Linked DNA regions of Homo sapiens: region 2 is linked to region 1. A link is an interaction called in ENCODE POLR2A ChIA-PET data of the cell type or tissue named here. Cell type or tissue: HCT116. All regions are shown on one strand. Links, peaks and the distances in the headings refer to the core of each region. The heading gives the core; the rest is flanking DNA. Region 1 overlaps RAET1E-LRP11 (RAET1E-LRP11 readthrough). Region 2 overlaps LATS1 (large tumor suppressor kinase 1).

Region 1 (9,996 bases), core at 592-8,591:
TTTTCAGACTATCCCTTCTATTATGATCATGAAACTGAATTAAATAGGTAGCTATTTTTTTGACTTTTACTCCTTTATTTTTATTTTCATAGTTTTACAAGAATATAATATATGTAATCTGTCTTCCATTTTAAACCTAAAGTCTTCCTAATCTCTTCTTCATAGTTTCAACAAACATAAAGGTAACAATTCAAAGCACCTGTCGCTTCGACAAGAAGATATTTTACATATTTAAAAAAACAGATAACAATTTTAAAATACTTGCTATAAGAATAAAATTGTATTTAATAAGTAGAACTAAAATTTTGACTGATGTTGCAATAGATTTGGTGGGGGCTTTTTTTGTGGGTCTTTTTTTTTTTGAGTCAGGGTCTTGCTCTGTTGTCCAGGCTGGAGTACAGAGGTGTGAACGCAGCCCACTACAGCCTTGAACTCCTAAGCTGAAACGATCCTCCTGCTTCAGCCTCCCATACTGCTGGGACCACAGGCATGAGCCATCCCACCCAGCTAATTTTCAGATTTTTTTTATAGATATGGGCGTTTCACTATGTTGCCTAGGCTGGTCTCAAACACCTGGGCTCAGGTGATCCCCTGCCTCAGCCTCCCAAATCGCTAGGATTACAGGCATAAGCCTCTGTGCCTGGCCTCTTTATTATCATTATTATTTTATATTTTCAAACTAGGAAAAAAGCTATGCAGTAACAGAAAATTCTAGTTATATTTAAAACAGGATTGTAAGAGAAACATGTTAATGTAATTTTGGTTTTCTCTTTTTTATAATTTTAACATTTTAGATTCAGGGAGTACATGTGCAGTTTTGTTACATGGATATATTGTGTGACACTGAGGTTTGAGATATGAATGATCTCATGTAGTGAGCAGCAGCACAGTACTCAATGGCAGTTTTTAGTCCTCGCCCCTCCATCTCTCCCCTCCTCATAGTCCCCAGTGTCTACTCTTCCCATCTTTATGTCCATGTGTACCCAAAGCTTAGCTCCCACTTAAGAATGAGAACATGCAGTATTTGGTTTTCTGTTCCTATATTAATTCACTTAGGATAATGGCCTCCAGTTGCATCCATGTTGATCCAAAGGACACAATTTTGTTCTTTTTTATGGCTGCATGGTATTCCATGGTGTATATGTGCCACATTTCCCTTATCCAATCCACAATTGATGGGCACCTAGGTTGATTCTACGTCTGCTGTTGTGAATAGTGCTGCAATGAACATGTGAGCATGTGTGTCTTTTCGCTAGAATGATTTCTTTTCCTTTGGGTATATGCCCAGTAGTGAAATTGCTGGTCAAATGGCAGTTCTGTTTTAAGTTCTTTGAGAAACCTCTGAACTGCTTTCTGCAGTGGCTAAACTATTTCACATTTTCACCAGCAGTGTAAAGTGTTCCCTTTTCTCTATAGCCTCATCACCCATATGCTATTTTTTTACTTTTTCCCCCCAAAGTCTCAAGTTTTATTTAAATAGCCTCCAGTGAGAACAGAGTGGGCCAGTGACTACCCCTTCCTTGTAAAGTCTATTAACCAAACCAAGGAGAGTAAGCACACCCTGCAGCCAGCCTGCCAGCCAGTCATGTGATAGGCGGGGTGCCTCTCAATGGGGGCGGCCACGACCACGGCCCCAGCTAGCTGCTGGGGGAGCATCCACAGTCAATCGGATTCTTGATGGTTTCATCCACAGACACAATCAGGCACACAGCCTAAGAGGCCACTGCCAGGGCATTGATCCATACCAAAGCTGGCTCCCACACGAAGGCCTCAAAGTTGTCAGCAATGTCCTCGTTGTTGATGTCCACCTCATATCACGTGCCCCTGGGAATGCCATGCCTGCAGCTTGTTGAGAATCTCTGTGGCCCCAAAGCCAGCATTATTGTACAGCTGGAATGAGACAATCTCCAAGGCCTTGGCATATGCCCCAATCAACAGCTGTTGTTTTCCTGGAATAGTCTTTGAGGAATCCTGGAGGTACTTGGAGAACTCCCTCTCAATGGCCCTGCCACCAGCCACCACTGACTCATTCCCGATGGCCCTCCTGATGATCATGATGGCATCACACAGGGACCGCTCTGTCTCCTCAATAAACTGCTCACTACCACCATGGAGGATGAAGGTGCCTGTCTTGGCTTTGAGGCAGCCAGTAAAAAAGTTGTACCTCTCACCTTTAATCAGGGTCTCTTCAAACACCTGGCGTCGACCCAGCACATCTGCTAAGAAAGCATTCGTACTGGTCTGGATTGAGCCTCCACAGGCCATCATTGTCCTCTTCAGATTCTCCTCAGGTACTTGGCCAGCACAGAACATGTTCCTGTCAGCAAAGTACTGGGCGGCCACATCTCCAGTGGGGAGTTCAGACAAGACAACTTTGGCTCCAAAATGATAGATCCTCTCTAACTTGTCATAGAGAATGTTCCACTCGGCATCAACAATCGCCTGATAATCCTCAACCGTGTGGACTTTTATCTAAGCATTATCTTTCTCAGCTTTCAACTCGAGCTCAACATTCAAAAGGGCAATCTAGGGATTTTGGTATTTTTGGGAGGGTTGCATTTTAAACCCAGCATAAGAGAAAGTCTTCTTAAATGCAACACCAGCTGGGCTCCATCCTGTACCTTCTTGATTCCAATCATTTTAAGCTGCAGCAAATCATCACACGTCATCACTGCATCCACCACCATCTTAGCAAAGAAAGCTTTCTGCTGTGAGATCAGTTGGAGCTCAGAGTGGTCCTGGCACACTACTCCAGCAGCTTCCTCTACTCCACTTTATCTGCCTTCTTCACAGTCACAGCAATCTCTTTGATCGTGTTAACTACCAACTGGGTGGCTGTGCAGACAGCTCGAATGTTGAGCTGAGGGTGTAAACCATCCTTCACCTGCAGTTTCACCTGCTTCAGAAACTCTGCAGCCAGCAAGGTCACTGAGATGGTGCCATCACCGACCTCAGTGTCTTGGGATTTGGCAATGTCTACTAACGTCTTTGCTGCAAGATGGACAACATGAAGAAGTTTCAGAATTGTGGCCACATCGTTAGATATTGTTGCTTTGCCTCCGCCATCCACAATAAGCTTGTCCATGCCACAGGCACCCAGGGTGGCTCTTACAGCCTTGGCAATCACCTGGCAGGTACTGAGGTTATTCACAAGCTGGGGGATGCCTTGGGAGCTATCAGTCCCCTCTTTCAACAGGATAACTAGTGTGGGCATCATTTTGGAAGCTTATTCAGTGGCCCGCGACTCTCCTCTCTTCTCCGTGACGGGTCCGCCCAGCAATCCACCTAATTTTTGACTTTTTAATAATCACCATTCAGGCTGGTGTGAGATGGTATCTCACTGTAGTTTTGTTTTGCATTTCTCTGATGATTAGTGATGCTGAGAATTTTTTCATGTTTGTTGGACACTTAGTATGTCTTCTTTTGAGAAGTGTCTGTTCCTGTTCTTTGCCCACTTTTTCATGGGGTTATTTGGTTTTTGCTTGTTGAATTGTTTAAGTTTCTTACAGATTCTGGATATTAGACCTTTGTTGGCTGCATAGTTTGCAAATATTTTCTCCCATTCTGTAGGCTGCCTGTTTACTCTGTTGATAGTTTTTTTTTTTTTTTTTTTTTTTCCCCTGCAGAAGCTCTTTAGTTTAATTAGGTCTCACTTTTCAACTTTTGGTTTTGTCGCAATTGCTTTTGAGGACTTGTTATAAATTGTTTCCCAAGGCCAATGTCCAGAATGGTATTTCTGAAAATTTCTTTTAGGATTCTTATAGTTTGAGGTCATATATTTAAATCTTCAATCTGGCTGGGTGTGGTGACCCTCAACTGCAATCCCAGTACTTTAGGAGGCTGAGGCAGGTGGATCCCCTGAGGTCAGGTGTTCGAGACCAGCCTGGGCAACATGGTGAAACCCAGTCTCTACTAAAAATACAAAAATTAGTTGGGTGTGGTGGCAGGTAACTGTAATCCCAGCTACTCGAGAGACTGAGGCAGGAGAATCGCTTGAACCCAGGAGGCAGAGGTTGCAGTGAGCTGAGATCATGCCACTGCACTCCAGCCTGGGTGACAAGAGCGAGACTCCTTCTCAAAAAATAAAAAATAAATAAATATTCAATCCATCTTGAGTTGATTTTTGTATATAGTGAAAGTTAAGGGTCCAGTTTCATTTTTCTGCATATAAATAGCCAGCTATCCCAGCACCATTTATTGAATAGGGAATACCTTTTCCCATTGCTTATTTGTGTCAGTTTTGTCAAAGATCAGATGGCTGCAGATGTGCAGCTTTATTTCTGGGTTTTCTGTTCCAGCCATTATCCTAAGTGAATTATGCAGGAACAGAAAACCAAATACTTCATGTTCTCACTATGTACTAGTACCATGTTGTTTTGGTTACTGTAGCCTTATAGGATAGCTTGAAGTCAGGTGATGTGATTGAAGTCAGGTGATGTGATGCCTCTCCCTTTTTTTTTTTTTTTTTTTTTTTTGGCTTAGGATTGCTTTGGCTAATGGGGCTGTTTTTCAGTTCCATATGAATTTTAGAATAGTTTTTTCTAATTGTGTGAAAAATAACATTGGAAGTTTGATAGGAATAGCATTGAATCTGTAGATTGCTTCGGGCAGTATGGCCATTTTAATGGTACTGATTCTTCCAACCTGTGAGCATGGAACGTTCTTCCATTTGCTTGTGTCATCTATGATTTCTTTCAGCAGGATTTTGTAGTTATCCCTGTAGAGATCTTTCATCTCCTTGGTTAGATATACTTCTAGGGGTGTGTGTGTGCGTGTGTCTGTGTGTGTGTGTTGTAAATGGGACTGCATTCTTGATTTGGCTCTCAGCTTGGACATTATTGGTGTATGGAATAACTAATTTGTATACATTGATTTTGTATCCTGAAACTTTACTGAAATCATTTACCAGTTCTAGGAGCCTCGTGGCAGAGTCTTTAAGGTTTTCTAGTTACTATCATGTCGACAGTGAAGAGTGACAGCTTGACTTCTTTTCCTATTTGGATGTCTTTTCTTTGTTTCTCTTGCCTGACTGCTGTGGCTGGGACTGCCAGTACTATGTTGAATAGAAGTGGTGAGAGTGGGCATCCTTGTCTTGTTGCTGTTCTTAAGGGGAATGTTTCCAGCTTTTGCCCATTCAGTATGATGTTGGCTGTGGGTTTGTCACAGACAGCTCTTATTATTTTGAGGTATGTTCCTTCAGTGACTAGTTTGTTGAGAGTTTTTGCCATGAAGGTATGTTGGATTTTATTGAAAGCTTTTTCTGCATCTACTGAGATGATCATATGGTTTTTGCTTTCAATTCTGCTGATGTGGTGAATCATATTTATTACTTTGCATATGTTAAACCACCTTGCATCCCAGGAATAAAGAAAATAGGCAGCTATTGTCAGGCAGTGGACAACAGACAGTGCAAGACTGCTATCCTTGAGAGAGGGGACATTCCCATGGTGAGCCCTACAACTGTCTGCCGGGGACAGTTCCCCATGGTGCTATGAGCTGAAGTCCAAACACAGCACAGGGGCCTCACTAGCATAGAAGGCAGAGATCAGAGATTGGGGCAGCTAAAGTGACTGGAATTTGCAGGACAGGTCACCAAAGAGGGGATTGCCAAGTGGAGAGGAGGGGCAGAAGTCTGTGGGGGAAGTCCTTGGCCGAGTAGTGCTTGCTCAGAGTGAGACCTCCTGAAGTTTGCCAGAGAACCACTGCTATGGGGTTGAAACAGAGATAGTAGAGGCAGAGACATGTTGCAGGACATTGGGGGCCAGCCCAGCCAGAGAGGAGAGATGTTGTTAATACTTTATTAACACCATGAACATCCTAAGGCCATAGCTTAGAAATAAGGGTCACGTCCCAGAGTGAGATCTACCCAACAAAGCTTAAAATCAATCCCTGTCAAGATGAGCAGGGGAGACAGAGTTTTGAAGTTGCATTTAGAAGGTCATAGGAACTGCGTGGACTTTCCACAGATCTACCTAATAGAGCATAAAACCAAGCCTTCTAAAGTTCAAGATGGTTAACAGGTCATTGAATTGCCTACTGGAACAAAAATCAACACAGTTCAGAGGAAAACAACAGAATCCAGAGTTTCTACAACGTGTCATCAATAATAGTCAAGATATAATAATGAAAAATCTCTGGACAGTATGGTGGTTTTGTAAAATGGCTGCCAATTCTTTGACACACTTCCCATCAAGAGGTAGAATCTCTGCCTTTTCCCCTTGATTCTCGGTGGGTGCTATAGTCTGAATGTGTCCCCCAAAATTCATGTGTCAGAAACTTAATCCGCAATGCAACAGTGTTGGGATGTGAGGCCTTTTGGAAGATGTTTAGGTCAGACCACTCAGGCCAATGGTGTGAGAAAGCCAAGCCACATGTGGGTAGTAAAGTCAGTGGGCCTAGACATCAAATCATCTTAACCCAGGCATCAGACATGCTAGTAAAGGAATCTCCATGTCATTCCACCAAGAACTGAGTCACCACTTTCTGGTCTTTCCAGCCATGGAACAGAGACAGACAATAGTTATTGTGCCCTCTCCAAATTTCCTGACCCACAGAATCTATAAGAACCCATAAAACGGTTGTTGTTTTAAACTATTAATCTTTGGAATGGTTGTTTTAGTTTTGTTTTCTTTAAAAAGCAAAAATCATCAGTGCAACCTGCAAAGTAGCAAGAAAATGTTGCTCAAGAAAAAAAAGCAGTCAATAAAAACAAACTCTGAACTAATCCAGATGTTGGATATAGCAGACAAAGCTTTACTACGTGCACAGTCATTCATGTCATCTGAAAAGAGAAACAGTTTTCTTTCTTTCTCTCCAGTCCTCTCCAGTGTCTGGCCCCTACCCCTTTCCTATCACCTATTCAATCAGAAATACTGTCAGCTTCCAGTATTTTATAGGTGCCATGGAAACTTAGGTGCTTGGGCATTGAGTATTTCTTTTTTGGCAAAGGGAATGATTTTCAGACTAACCAGGGAGAACAAACACTAGTTAGGGGAGGAACGAACATCAGGGAGTCCTAACTGCTCTCGGTGAGCCCAGGTTTCCTGATCTACATGAATGACAGTCCCAGATACCAATTTGCAAATGAGAGGACTGGACCATTGTTTGTGACCTTTGAGAGATTATGGACATTATCAAAGGTGTCTAGACTACAGAAATGGGCAAAAGATAACAAACGTCAAGAGGGGAGTATAGTTTATTTTGCAAAGACGATACCAGTCCAATATCAATCCTGTACAAGATTCTAGCAACAGTTTTTGAGGGCCTATTTGGAAAATTCTGACAAAAAAAACGATGCTCATCAGAACCTTAAATTGCTTACTAAATTCCCCGGTATATTTTTATTTTTTAAATTGCTGTTATAAATTGGCAAGTATGAGAATACAATAACCTCAACTCCAAGATTTTCAACAATTTTGCATATGTTTGTGGAGAAGATGGAAATACATGGGCTGGATAAGGGCAACTGGGTGGATTAATAAACTAATAATCGCCGGGCACGGTGACTCATGCCTGTAATCCCAGCACTCTGGGAGGCCGAGGCGGGCGGATCACCTGAGGTCGGGAGTTTGAGACCAGCCTGACCAACATGGAGAACCCTGTCTCTACTAAAAATACAAAATTAGCCTGGCATAGTGGCGCATGTCTGTAATCCCAGCTACTTTGGGGAGGCTAAAGCAGGAGAATTGCTTGAACCCGGGAGGCGGAGGTTGCTGTGAGATGAGATTATGCCATTGTACACCTAGGCAACAAGAGCGAAACTCCATCTCAAAAAAAAATTAAAATAAAATAACCTAATAATCATAGTTAGAGGATTCAAATTAATGAATTGATATCAATGTTGGCATAAGCCTTTAATGAAGTGTCTCAAGGCTCTCACCTTGGCCTTCTCATAGTCCATATTTTACATGGATTTCTTGGATGAAGACATAGAAGGCAGGATCATCAGTTTATAGAGGATACAAAGCCAGGTGAGCAAAAAGTATCTTGAGACAAACAAAATGGAACCACAACATGCTAACACTTATGTAATGCAGCAAAAGCAGTTCTAAGAAGGATGTTGCTATTGTCTAGATGTGTTCTCTCCAAAATTCAGGTGTTACCACTGTGATAGTGTTAAGAGGTGGGCCTTTAAGAGTTGATTAGGTCACGAGGGCTCCTCCCACCTCGATGGGATTACTACTCTTATAAAAGAGGTTTCATGTGCCATTTGGCTAGCTTGTCCTTCTGCCTTCCACCATGTGGGGATGCAGCAAGAAGGCCATCACTAGACACCAAATGCCAGTGCCTTGATCTTAAACTTCTCAGTTTCTAGAATTGTGAGAAAATAAATTTATGGTATTTATAAATGACCCAATCTCAGGTATTTGTTATACCAGCACAAAACAGACTAAGACAGGTATTTACGGCAATAAATGCCTAGATTAAAAAAGATTCAGCAGAACATTAAGTCTAATAAATAAATAATAACAAAAGAAAAAAGGAAGATCTCAAATAATGTAACTTTAAATCCCAAGGAACTAGAAAAAAAAAAGCAAACTAAGTTGATAGTCAGCAGAAGGAAGGAAATAATAAAAATTAAAGCAGAAATAATCGATGAATTTGAGACTAGAAAAACAATAGATGAGATAAACGAAACTAAGAGTTGGTTTTATGAAAGATAAAATTGACAAACGTAGACTAATGAAGAAAAACAGAGAAGACTCAAATGATTAAAATTATAAATGAAAGACATCACAATTGATATCACAGAAAGACAAAAGATCATGAGAGACTACTATAAACAATTGTGCACCCACAAATTGGGTAACCTAGAAGAAATGGATAAATTGCTAGAAACATAACCTATCAAGACTGCATCATGAAGAAAGAAAACCAGAATAGACAATTAGTGAGAAAGGAGATTGAATCAACAATCAAAAATCTCCTCAGGAAGAAAAGGCCAGGGTCAGATGGCTTCATCAGTAAATTCTACAAGACATTTAAAGAAGAAATAACATCTGTTTTTCTCAAACTCTTCCAAAAAATTGAAGGAGATGGAGCACTTCCAAACTCCTTTTACAAGAGCAGCATTACCCTCACACCAAAGCCAGATAAGAAAAATATAAGAAAAGAAAATTACAGGCCAATATCCCCAGTGATCACAGATGCAAACATTCTCAACAAAATACCAGCAAACTGAATTCAACAGCACATTAAAAGGATCATACACCACGATCAAGTGGGATTTATCCCTGGGATGCAAGAATGGTTCAACATGCAAAGCAATAAATGTGACACACCATATTAACATAATGAAGGATAAAAATTATATGATCATCTCAACAGACACAGAAAAAGCATTTGACAAAATTTAGCATCTTTTTATAAAAAAACTCTCAACAAATTAGATGTAGAAGAAATGTATCTCAACATAATAAAGACTGTATACAACAAGCCCACAGCTAACGTCATACTCAAAGGTGAAAACCTGAAAGCTTTCCCCCAAAAATCAGGAAAAAGACAAGAATGCCCACTCTCAGTGCTTCTATTCCAGAAAGTATTAGAAATCCTAGCCAGAGCAATTAGGCAAGAGAAGAAAATAAAATATTCAGATGAGAAAGGAACAAGTTAAATTGTCTTTGTTTGCATATGACATGATCTTATATATAGAAAACTCTAAAAACTACTCCCCCAAACCATTAGAACTAATAAATAAATTCAGTAGGCCAGACATGGTGGCTCACAACTGTAATCCCAGTACTTTGGAGGGCTAAGGCAGGAGGATTGCTTCAGGCTAGGAGTTTGAGACCTGCCTGGGCAACATAGTGAGACCCTCATTCTCAGGAGGCTAAAAATGGGAGGATCACTTGAGCCCAGGAAGTCAAGTCTGCAGTGAGCCGTGATTGTACCACTGCACTCCAGCCTGGGTGACAGAGTGACCCTGTCTCAAAAATAAATAAGTTAATGTATACAACAAAGTTGTAGGATACAAAATCAACATACAAAAATCAGTTG
Region 2 (9,996 bases), core at 1,251-9,250, 170 kb after region 1:
TCCCTAATTTTTGTGCCTTCTTCCAATTCGGGACGACTCAGAGAAAGCCAAATATGCTTCCCAAATCAACCACATAGGATACCCCGCTTCCAGTGTCGACGAAGAGTCAAACTCTGTAAAATATTTTAAGAGATCTATTCTAAGCCAAATATGAATGGCTATTGCCCCATGACACAGCCCTCAGGAGCTCCTGAGAACATGTGCCCAAGGTGATCAGACTACAGCTTGGTTTTATACATTTTAGGGAGACATAAGACATCAATCAGTATATGTAAGATGTACATTGGTTAGGTCCAGAAAGGAAGACACCTTGAAGCAGATGGCTTCCAGGTCATAGGTAGATTCACAGATTTTCTGATTGGCAGTTGGTCGAAAGAGTTGTTACTGTCTAAAGACCTAGAATCAATAGAAGGGAGTATCTAGGTTAAGATAAGGGGTTGTGGGCAGGCACAGTGGCTCACGCCTGTAATCCCAACACCTTGGGAGGCCGAGGCAGGTGGATCACGAGGTCAGGAGTTCAAGACCAGCTTGGCCAACATAGTGAAACCCCATCTCTACTAAAAATACAAAAATTAGCGAGGCATGGTAGCGCACGCCTGTAATCCCAGCTACTCAGGAGGCTGAGGCAGGAGAATCACTTGAAACCGGGAGGCGGAGATTGTGGTGAGCCAAGATCAAGCCACTGCATTCCAACCTGGGCAACAGAGTGAGACTCCATCTAAAAAAAAAAAAAAAAAAAAAAAAAAGATAAGGGGTTGTGGAGACCAGGGTTCCCATTATGCAGATAGAATCAATAGGAAGGAATGTCTGAGCCAAGGTAAGGGGTTGTGGAGACCAAAGTTCCCATTATGTAAAGGAAGCCTCCAGGTGGCAGGCTTCAGAGATAATACATTGTAAATGTTTCTTATCAGGGTTGATTCTCTCCTGGATCAGGCAAAAGGCCTGAGAAAGGAAGGGAATTAACTTCAGAATGTAGATTTTCCGCACAAGAGACAGCTTTGCAGGACTGTTTGAAGATATGGCAAAGAAACATAATTTGGGGTCAAATACTTGGATTTCTTTCAGGGCCTGCCATCTGTCATGTGATACTATGCTAGAGTCAGGCTGGAATTGGGTATCTTATTGCTACAGAGAGTCTGTTTTGTCAGTCTTAAGATTTGTTTTAATGTTAGTGCTGGTCAGCTGTGCCTGAATTCCAACAGGGAGGAGGGAATAATGAGGTATGGCCAAACTCCGCTTCCCATCATGGCTGGAACTAGTTTTTCAGGTTAACTTTCAAATGCTCTTGGCTGGGAGGAGGGGTTCATTCAGATGGTTGAAGGACTTAGAATTTTATTTTTGGTTTACATCAGTTAGCCCACCTCCAGTTTCCCATGCCAACAACCTACAATCAGAGCATACCTGATGTCTTCCCCCTTTTTTTAGTATAAAGATTTCCCACTCCCCTGCTTGCCTTTGAATCTTTGCCAAGCACAAGTTGACAGTGGCTGACTCCCTACCTATATAGTAAGATCTAATTAAATAGCCTTTGTTTGTTTCCATTTGGGCAGTCTTTGTCTATTTTCACAATGTTATTAGGCTGTTTTGTGGTAACAAATCCCCAAATATCAATGGCTTAACACAACAGAAATGTTTCTCTTGCTCAGAGTTCAGTGGGAGTCAGTAGGGTTCTCCATCCAGTGGCTTAGGGATCCACCTTCCTTCCATATTGTCAAGCCACCATCTCAGAATGTAACCTACATTGTCATTAAAGCAGGAAAACCGAAGCAAAGTGACTTTTAACTGCCTCAGTCCAGAATTGAGATATGTTACATCTGCTCATCCAGCTTTGGCCAAATCTGGGAAATGGAGTCGAGTACTGTATGTGAATATAGTCTCTGCCAGAATATATTTACCAAAAGCAATTGGCTAAAGATATACACAATTCCTCCATTTCAGCGTTTTTGAGATCAGAAGATTTAGATTATCTTACAATTGAAATTTTTTTTTTTTTTTTTTTTGAGATCCAGTCTCGCTCTGTCGCCCAGGCTGGAGTGCAGTGGTGCAGTCTCGGCTCACTGCAACCTCTGCCTCTGTGGTTCAAGCGATTCTCCTGCCTCAGCCTTCCGAGTAGCTGGGACTACAGGTGCCTGCCACCACGCTCGGCTAATTTTTGTGTTTTTAGTAGAGACGGGGTTTCACCATATTGACCAGGGTGGTCTTGTACAATTAAAATTGAAATGAATATTCAAATGTAATGCTTCTGTTATTTCCCCTGATAAATGAAGTGACATTGTTTCATGGAAATAATAGTTTCTTTAAAATGAATCCTGTGTATTTTAATTGCATGTATTTAAATAAGAATTTGTAGCAGAACCATTCTAGGATCCAGTCATTTCCTTTCCTTTTTTTTTCTTTTTTAACTCTCTATTTTGGAAAACTTCAAGAATACACAAAAGTAAAGAGAAAGGCCAAGGCAGTAGGATTGCTTGATGCCAGGAGTTCAAGACTAGCCTGGGCAACATGGTGAGCCCCTGTCTCTAAAAAATAAATAATAAGAAGAAAGAGACTAGTACAGTGAACCCTCATATACCCATTACTCAGCTACAACAGTTTTCAACAAATGAAAACTTCTGTCTCATTTATATCCCCAACCCCTTCAGCACACAACCAAATTATTTTGAAATAAATTCCAGACATTATTTATTTTATCCACAAGTATTTTCAACATGTAGATGATAGAAATATGCTTAAAATAAGTTTTCAGTTATTTAAACCTAAAACACATTGTTACACATATACCAGAACTCAGTCCTTTCTCTGACCTTTGTGCACTCAATGTTAGGAGTTACATCAGCCTATAGGACTAGAGAATGAATTTCTCTGGTCCAGCGTTTTCTAATGTATACTACATGGAATGTAAATCTCATGAAATGTTATGGGGGGAAAAGGTAAGATAAGATAAATTTGGGCAACAATACATTCTCTTCTTGTCTTGAATTCCTTGCCTCAAGTGATCCTCCCACCTGGGCCTCTGAAAGTATTGGGATTACAGGCGTAAACCCCCAGACCCCATTGTCTTCTCATAATTCCCCATGATTATGTAAAAGAATGAGATGTCCGGCCGGGCACAGTGGCTCATACCTGTAATCCCAGCACTTTGGGAGGCCAAGGCGGGCAGATCACGAGGTCAGGAGTTCGAGACCAGCCTGACCTACATGGTGAAACCCCATCTCTACTAAAAATACAAAAATTAGCCTGGCGTGGTGGTACACACCTGTGATCTCGGCTACTCAGGAGGCTGAGGCAGGAAAATTGCTTGAACCAGGGAGGCAGAGGTTGCAGTGAGCCAAGATCACCCCACTGCACTCCAGCCTGGGCAACAGAGCGAGACTCCATCTTCAAAAAAAAAAAAAAAAAAAAAGAGATGTCCAGTTTTGTGTATTATGATCCCATTTTGGTTAATAGTAGTATATGTTAGAATATTCAGTATTAATAGTGATTATTATTAGTTTCCTGTGTCTTATGTAACAAATCACTATAAACCTGGTGGCTTAAAACAACATAAATTTATCCTCTCACAGTTCTGGAGGCCAGACGTCTAAAATCAAGGCATTAGCAAGGCCAGTTTTCTTCCAGAGGCTCTAGGAGAGAAGCTGTCCCTTGCCACTTCCAGCTTCTGTTGGCTGCTGTCATCCTTGGCTTCTGACTTCATCATCACATTGCCTTCCTTTTTCTGTGTGAATCAGACCTCCTTCTGCCTCTCAAAAGGACACTTGTAATTGCATGTGGGACTTACTCTGTTAATCCATGACAATAACTTAATCTCAGAATCCTTAATCACATCTGCAGCATCCCTTTTTCCAAATAAGATAACATTTACAAGTTCCAGAGAAGATTAGGAAGGGGAATATCTTTTTTTTTTTGAGACAGGGTCTCACTGTCTCTCCTAGGCTGGAGTGCAGTGGTACAGTCATGGCTCACTGTAGCCTCTACCTCCTGGGCTCAAGTGATCCTCCCACCTCAGTCACCTGAGCAGCTGGTACCACAGTCACACACACTGCCACACTCAGCTCATTTTTTGCAGTATTTGTGGAGACGGGGTTTTGCCATGTTGCCCACCCAGGCTGGTCTTGAACTCCTGAGCTCAAGTGATCCTCCCACTTTGGCCTCCCAAAGTGTTGGGATTACAGGCATAAGCCAGGAATATCTTTTTTTTTTTTTTTTTTTTTTTTTTTTTTTTTTTTTTTTTGCGACCGGGTTTCGCTCTTGTTGCCCAGGCTGGAGTGCAATGGCACGATCTCGGCTCACCACAACCTCCACCTCCCGGGTTCAAGCGATTCTCCTGCCTTAGCCTCCCGAGTAGCTGAGATTACAGGCATGTGCCACCACACCCAGCTAATTTTGTATTTTTAGTAGAGACGGGGTTTCTCCATGTTGGTCAGGCTGGTCTCAAACTCCCGACCTCAGGTGATCCACCCGCCTTGGCCTCCCAAAGTGCTGGGATTATAGGAGTGAGCCACTGTGCCTGGCTCAGGAATATCTTTTGAGAGGCCATTATTCAGCCCGCTACAGTGATTCTCACTCTTGAGGAAGGTGAATTATGAGGGACTTCTACTTTTTCCTACTGTATATATTTATATAAATACTTGAATTTTTCAATAAGGATGCATGCTGTATTTTTTTAACAGCAGAAAGAAGGGGCAAGTTACCTGCATTTGTAAGTTCAAATATTTTTGCGCTACCTACTGGTGACCAGGTCCCATTATAGGGAAATGGAAGCAAATATTTTGACAGAAGCAAAACTATGTTTCTTTTCTTTTTTTCTTTTTTTTTTCTCTCTCTCTCTCTGTCAGAATGATCTTGGAAATGGTAAAATAACAATAATAATAAAGTGATGATTAACTTAGAGTTGAAACCCAAAGTAAGTGAGATATTGAAAGAATACCTAGATCCTATAAATGAATTGCAATCCAGATACTAAAAGAACTGACATGTAAGATTCCACAACAGTGTTAATCCTTGATCATGGAGAAATGGTAGGTTTCAGAAGACCTAATATAGAAAGTATCTTCACTTTTAGAAAGGGCCAGAGGTGAATTCTGCAAACTTTAGACTGGCGAGCTAAATGTTAAGCTTAGAAAAACTCATTAGTAAGCTATTAAATTAATATTTTGGGAAAGCTTAGAAAAGAAAATGCTTTAGGGACCAGCTTCCTTCATAAAAAGCACATGGTATGTCCATCCTAATTTCATTTACAAAATAATTATATTATTCATGTATTATTATGTTATAGATAGAATATGTGCAATTTTCAGGCAATGAAAAAGTTCATCTTTTTTTTTTTCAAAGTGGAGAAATGTGAGCTGCTTGTAATAGAGTTTGATTGATTCATAGCTAATTTAGCAATTGTGCCATGAGAGCACTGATTTATGAGGTGAAGTCATCAGGAAACTACCTCTAGTGGCTGCTACAGGGCTTCGTCATGTCTCAGGCCTGCTGCAAATTGTGTGTGTGTGTGTGTGTGTGTGTGTGTGTGTGTGTGTGTATAATTAATTTCTATAAATATAAATTTTAAAAAATTAAAAATGGGTATATTTTTAACAGCTTTATTAACATACAATTTATATACTATAAAGTTTACTCAGGCTAGGTGGGGTGGCTCATGCCTATAATCCCACCACTTTGGGAGGCTGAGGCAGGAGGCTTACCTGAGCACTTGAACCCAGGAGTTCAAGACCAGCCTGAGCAACATAGGGAGACTTTGTTTTACAAAAAATTAACAACTTAGCTGGACAGGGTGGCATGTTCCTGCATTCCCAGCTACTTGGGAGGCTTAGGCAGGAGGATGAGCACAGGAGGTTGAGGCTGCAGTGAGCTGTGATCAAACCACTGTACTCCAGCCTGAGCAACAGAATGAGACCCTGTCTCAAAAAAAAAAACAAAAAAAAAACCCCTAAGTTTACCCATTTAAAGTGTTTTTTTAGCATATTTTCACAGCAATAAATTGTAATCTAATTTTAGAACAGAAAATAGGTTAGTTTTGTATACAGTATGGTGAATTTGCTTTTTTTGCTTAGGATACATTTACTTATCTGTTTATATCTGTACATTATATAGAACTACATCATTCTGCCGGCCACAGTGGCTCACGCCTGTAATCCCAGCACTTTGGGAGGCTGAGGTGGGTGGATCACCTGAGGTCGGGAGTCCGAGACCAGCCTGACCAACATGGATAAATCCTGTCTCTACTAAAAATACAAAATTAGCTGGGCACGGTGGTGCATGCCTGTAATCCCAGCTATTCGGGAGGCTGAGGCAGGAGAATCACTTGAACCCGGGAGGTAGAGGTTGCAGTGAGCCAAGATCGTGCCATTGCACTCCAGCCTGGGGAACAAGAGCGAAACTCCATCTCAGAAAAAAAGAACTGCATCATTCTTTTTGACTTAGATGTATATTATATAAATGTACTATGAATTACTTGAACAATCCTCCACTGATGAACATCTGGACTGGTGTCAACTTTTGCTGTTATAAATGATGTTGCGAGGAACAGCCTACATCTTCACATACTTGTGTGTATATTCCTTTACTTGTGTTGCATTGTTCCTCTTAATCCTAGTTCAATTTATTAGATGTTGATAACCACTTTATGTCTCAGGAGTCAGTTTCAGAGAATTAAATGTCCAAGTCCACATTGCTACTAATTAACAGAACAAGTAATTTTTTTTTTTAATGTAGACAGGGTCTCCCTATGTTGCCCAGGCTGGTCTCAAATTCCTGAGCTCAAGCAGTCCTCCCTTCTTGGCCTCCCAAGTGTTGTGATTATAGGCCTGAGCCACCATGCCTGGCCCCTGAACAAGTACTTGAATCTCATTTTTTGTTGCTGCTTTCCATTACAAGTGCTGTGCTTTTCTAGTACTCAGAGAAGTACTGTATATCCAGCTAAGCCATTCATGAGATTCATCCACAAGATCCAACCACCTCCCACCAGACCCCACCTTCAAGAGTGGGGACTAAAGTTCGACATGAGATTTGGTGGGGACACAGATCCAAACCATATCAGAGTCCTAGTTCATAGCTTGGAAAATAAACTCAGGCATCTGTTTTTGAAGCATAAAGGGACCTTCTGGAATAGTGGTTTAAAAATCTTTTTAAAGTGGAGGATTGCAGTGGCTCAAGCCTGCAATCCCAGCACTTTGGGAGGCCAAGGCAGGTGAATCACTTGAGGCCAGGAGTTCGAGACCAGCCTGGCCAACATAGTGAAACCCCATCTCTACTAAACGATACAAAAATTAGCTGGGCGTGGTGGCAGACACCTGTAATCACAGCTACTTGGGATGCTGAGGCATGAGAATCACTTGAACCTGAGAGGCGGAGGTTGCAGTGAGCCAAGGTTGCACCACTACACTCCTGCACTCTAGCCTGGGTGGTAGAGCAAGATTCTGTCTCAAAAAAAAAAAGGCTGGGCACGGTGGCTCACACCTGTAATCCCAGCACTTTGGGAGGCTGAGGTGGGTGGATCATGAGGTCAGGAGTTCAAGACCAGCCTGGCCAACATGGCGAAACCCCCTCTCTACTAAAAATACAAAAAAAGTTAGCTGGGCGTGGTGGCGGGTGCCTGTAATCCCAGCTATTGGGGAGGCTGAGGCAGGAGAATTGCTTGAACCCAGGAGGCAGAGTTTGCAGTGAGGCAAGATCGCACCACTGCACTCCAGTCTGGGTGACAGAGTGAGACTCCATCTCAAAAAATAAAAATAAAAAAATAAAAATAAATTTAAAGCAACAATACCCTTCTAAAGAAATCTTGAAGTCTGATTTGTAAAATTTAAAATTTGATCCTCTAGGTGAAGTTGTTAATAAGAGGTTACCTGTTTTATTGTTCACTTAATAATCCCTGGCATTTGTATAAATGCTTGGTATGCTTACTAAGGAACTTTTTTTTTTTTTTTAAATCATCATAGCTACGATTTGAGGTAAATCTAGGTTATAGGCTAGGAAGTAGGCATGGAGAGATTAAGTAACTTGTCCTGAACCCGGAGTAATCCTTAATGGAGTCAGAACTATAACCTGAATCTCTTAACCCCTATATCAATGGACTTTTCCTCTAATACATGGTACTGCTGTATTAACCACTTTATAGCTTTCCTTTCTTTCTTTCTTTTACAGAGTTAATTATTTATATTGTAAAGAATTTTAACAGTCCTGGGGACTTCCTTGAAGGATCATTTTCACTTTTGCTCAGAAGAAAGCTCTGGATCTATCAAATAAAGAAGTCCTTCGTGTGGGCTACATATATAGATGTTTTCATGAAGAGGAGTGAAAAGCCAGAAGGATATAGACAAATGAGGCCTAAGACCTTTCCTGCCAGTAACTATACTGTCAGTAGCCGGCAAATGTTACAAGAAATTCGGGAATCCCTTAGGAATTTATCTAAACCATCTGATGCTGCTAAGGCTGAGCATAACATGAGTAAAATGTCAACCGAAGATCCTCGACAAGTCAGAAATCCACCCAAATTTGGGACGCATCATAAAGCCTTGCAGGAAATTCGAAACTCTCTGCTTCCATTTGCAAATGAAACAAATTCTTCTCGGAGTACTTCAGAAGTTAATCCACAAATGCTTCAAGACTTGCAAGCTGCTGGATTTGATGAGGTAAGAATGTTTAAAGACAAAAGAAAGGATTCTTCTTACCTTATGCTACATAACACTTTTTGGGTGATAACATGCCAAAATGTTTCCTTTGGGAGAATTTAACCCTGTATACACATTTATGTATTCTATCAGCAAAGAATGTTACGTTTATAATTCCATTAATTACTATTAAAAATAATATTTCTTTAGTTTCTTCTGTGATATGTATCACTAAATTCTGGAGTTTCTGGAATTTAAAAGGCCAGATCATGAAGTCATAATGGAAGTGCAGTTGAAGAAAGCCATAGGTGAGGGTAGGGGAAGGACATCTGTTTGTGTGAAATACAAGCTTGGTGAACTAAGTGGCTGTTGGGGAAATGATAGTTCCAAGGATATGAAATTTAACTTTATAGTAGGGAGAAAGAATTATAGTTAAGAGTTTGTGTAAGCAGTTGTGTTCTCAGGCCCAAATCTTAAATTCACAAAAACTAACAAAATTTCACTTCAGGCTAACTGCCAAGTCTTTAATATTTCTCTTCAGAATTCATTTTGAAGTTTTTTCATAACCCATATATTTAATCATTTCATTTAGGTTATTAATAGAATTTTCTTCTTATGATAACATACCTTGTAAGCATGAATATTTTAGGTGTCAGGAGTCATTTTAGATGGGCAATGTAAAATTTAAGTAAATGTGAATAATCAAAAGTTAGGCCAGGCCGGGTGCAGTGGCTCACGCCTGTAATCCCAGCCCTTTGGGAAGCCAAGGTGGGTGGATCATCTGAGGTCAAGAGTTCCAGACCAGCCTAACCAACATGGTGAAACCCTGTCTCTACTAAAGATATCAAATTAGCTGGGCATAGTGGCACATGCCTGTAATCCCAGCTACCTGGGAGGCTGAAGCAGGATAATCTCTTGAACCCGGGAGGCAGAGGTTACAGTGAGCCGAGATCGCGCCATTGCACTCCAGCCTGGTCAACAAGAGGGAAACTCCATCTCAAAAAAACAGTTAATTACATTTTTCAAAATTATAGTAATGTTTTTTCTGATTGCAAAAATATTACCTATTTTCTGTTAACAATTTAAAAGTGTAAAGAAGAAACTGAAAATTATATTTAGCTTCACTGTATAAAGATAACTACTCTTAAAATTCCTTCACTGTTTGTTTTTTGTTGTTTTGTGTGTTTTTTTGGTGGCCGAATTTCCATATATATCTGTATTTAATTTAAAAAATGAGAACCTAAGTATGCATTGTAGTAAAGGATTTGAAAAGGGAGATTTACAACTAAACTAGAAGGAAAAAAAAGTTTTATTTTTTATATTTTTTGAGACGGAGCCTTGCTCAGTCACCCAAACTGGAGTGCAGTGGTGCGATCTCAGC

The links. Peaks named below come from ENCODE experiments on the same cell type or tissue, not always from the same donor. Only the 100,000 strongest peaks of a DNase experiment are listed, where the experiment ranks them.
Region 2: POLR2A ChIA-PET joins it to region 1 with 7 read pairs; 6 of 35 experiments call an interaction of 5 or more read pairs at or near these places.

The regions. Positions count from the first base shown.
Region 1 is chr6:149,873,183-149,883,178 of GRCh38, reverse strand. The region is part of intron 5 of RAET1E-LRP11 (RAET1E-LRP11 readthrough); the gene reads left to right. The region is part of intron 1 of RAET1E-AS1 (RAET1E antisense RNA 1); the gene reads right to left. It also overlaps the pseudogene CCT7P1. Among named protein-coding and RNA genes, the nearest start is that of LRP11, 14 kb to the right of the region's middle. In HCT116, for the core only: no CTCF peak of the experiment used is centred there; no DNase peak of the experiment used is centred there.
Region 2 is chr6:149,700,419-149,710,414 of GRCh38, reverse strand. LATS1 (large tumor suppressor kinase 1) reads left to right here. Exons shown (of 8, transcript NM_004690.4): 2 at 8,149-8,636. The coding sequence starts at 8,289. Among named protein-coding and RNA genes, the nearest start is that of LATS1, 13 kb to the left of the region's middle. RefSeq lists an enhancer at 8,295-8,876. In HCT116, for the core only: no CTCF peak of the experiment used is centred there; a DNase peak (open chromatin) is centred at 5,464.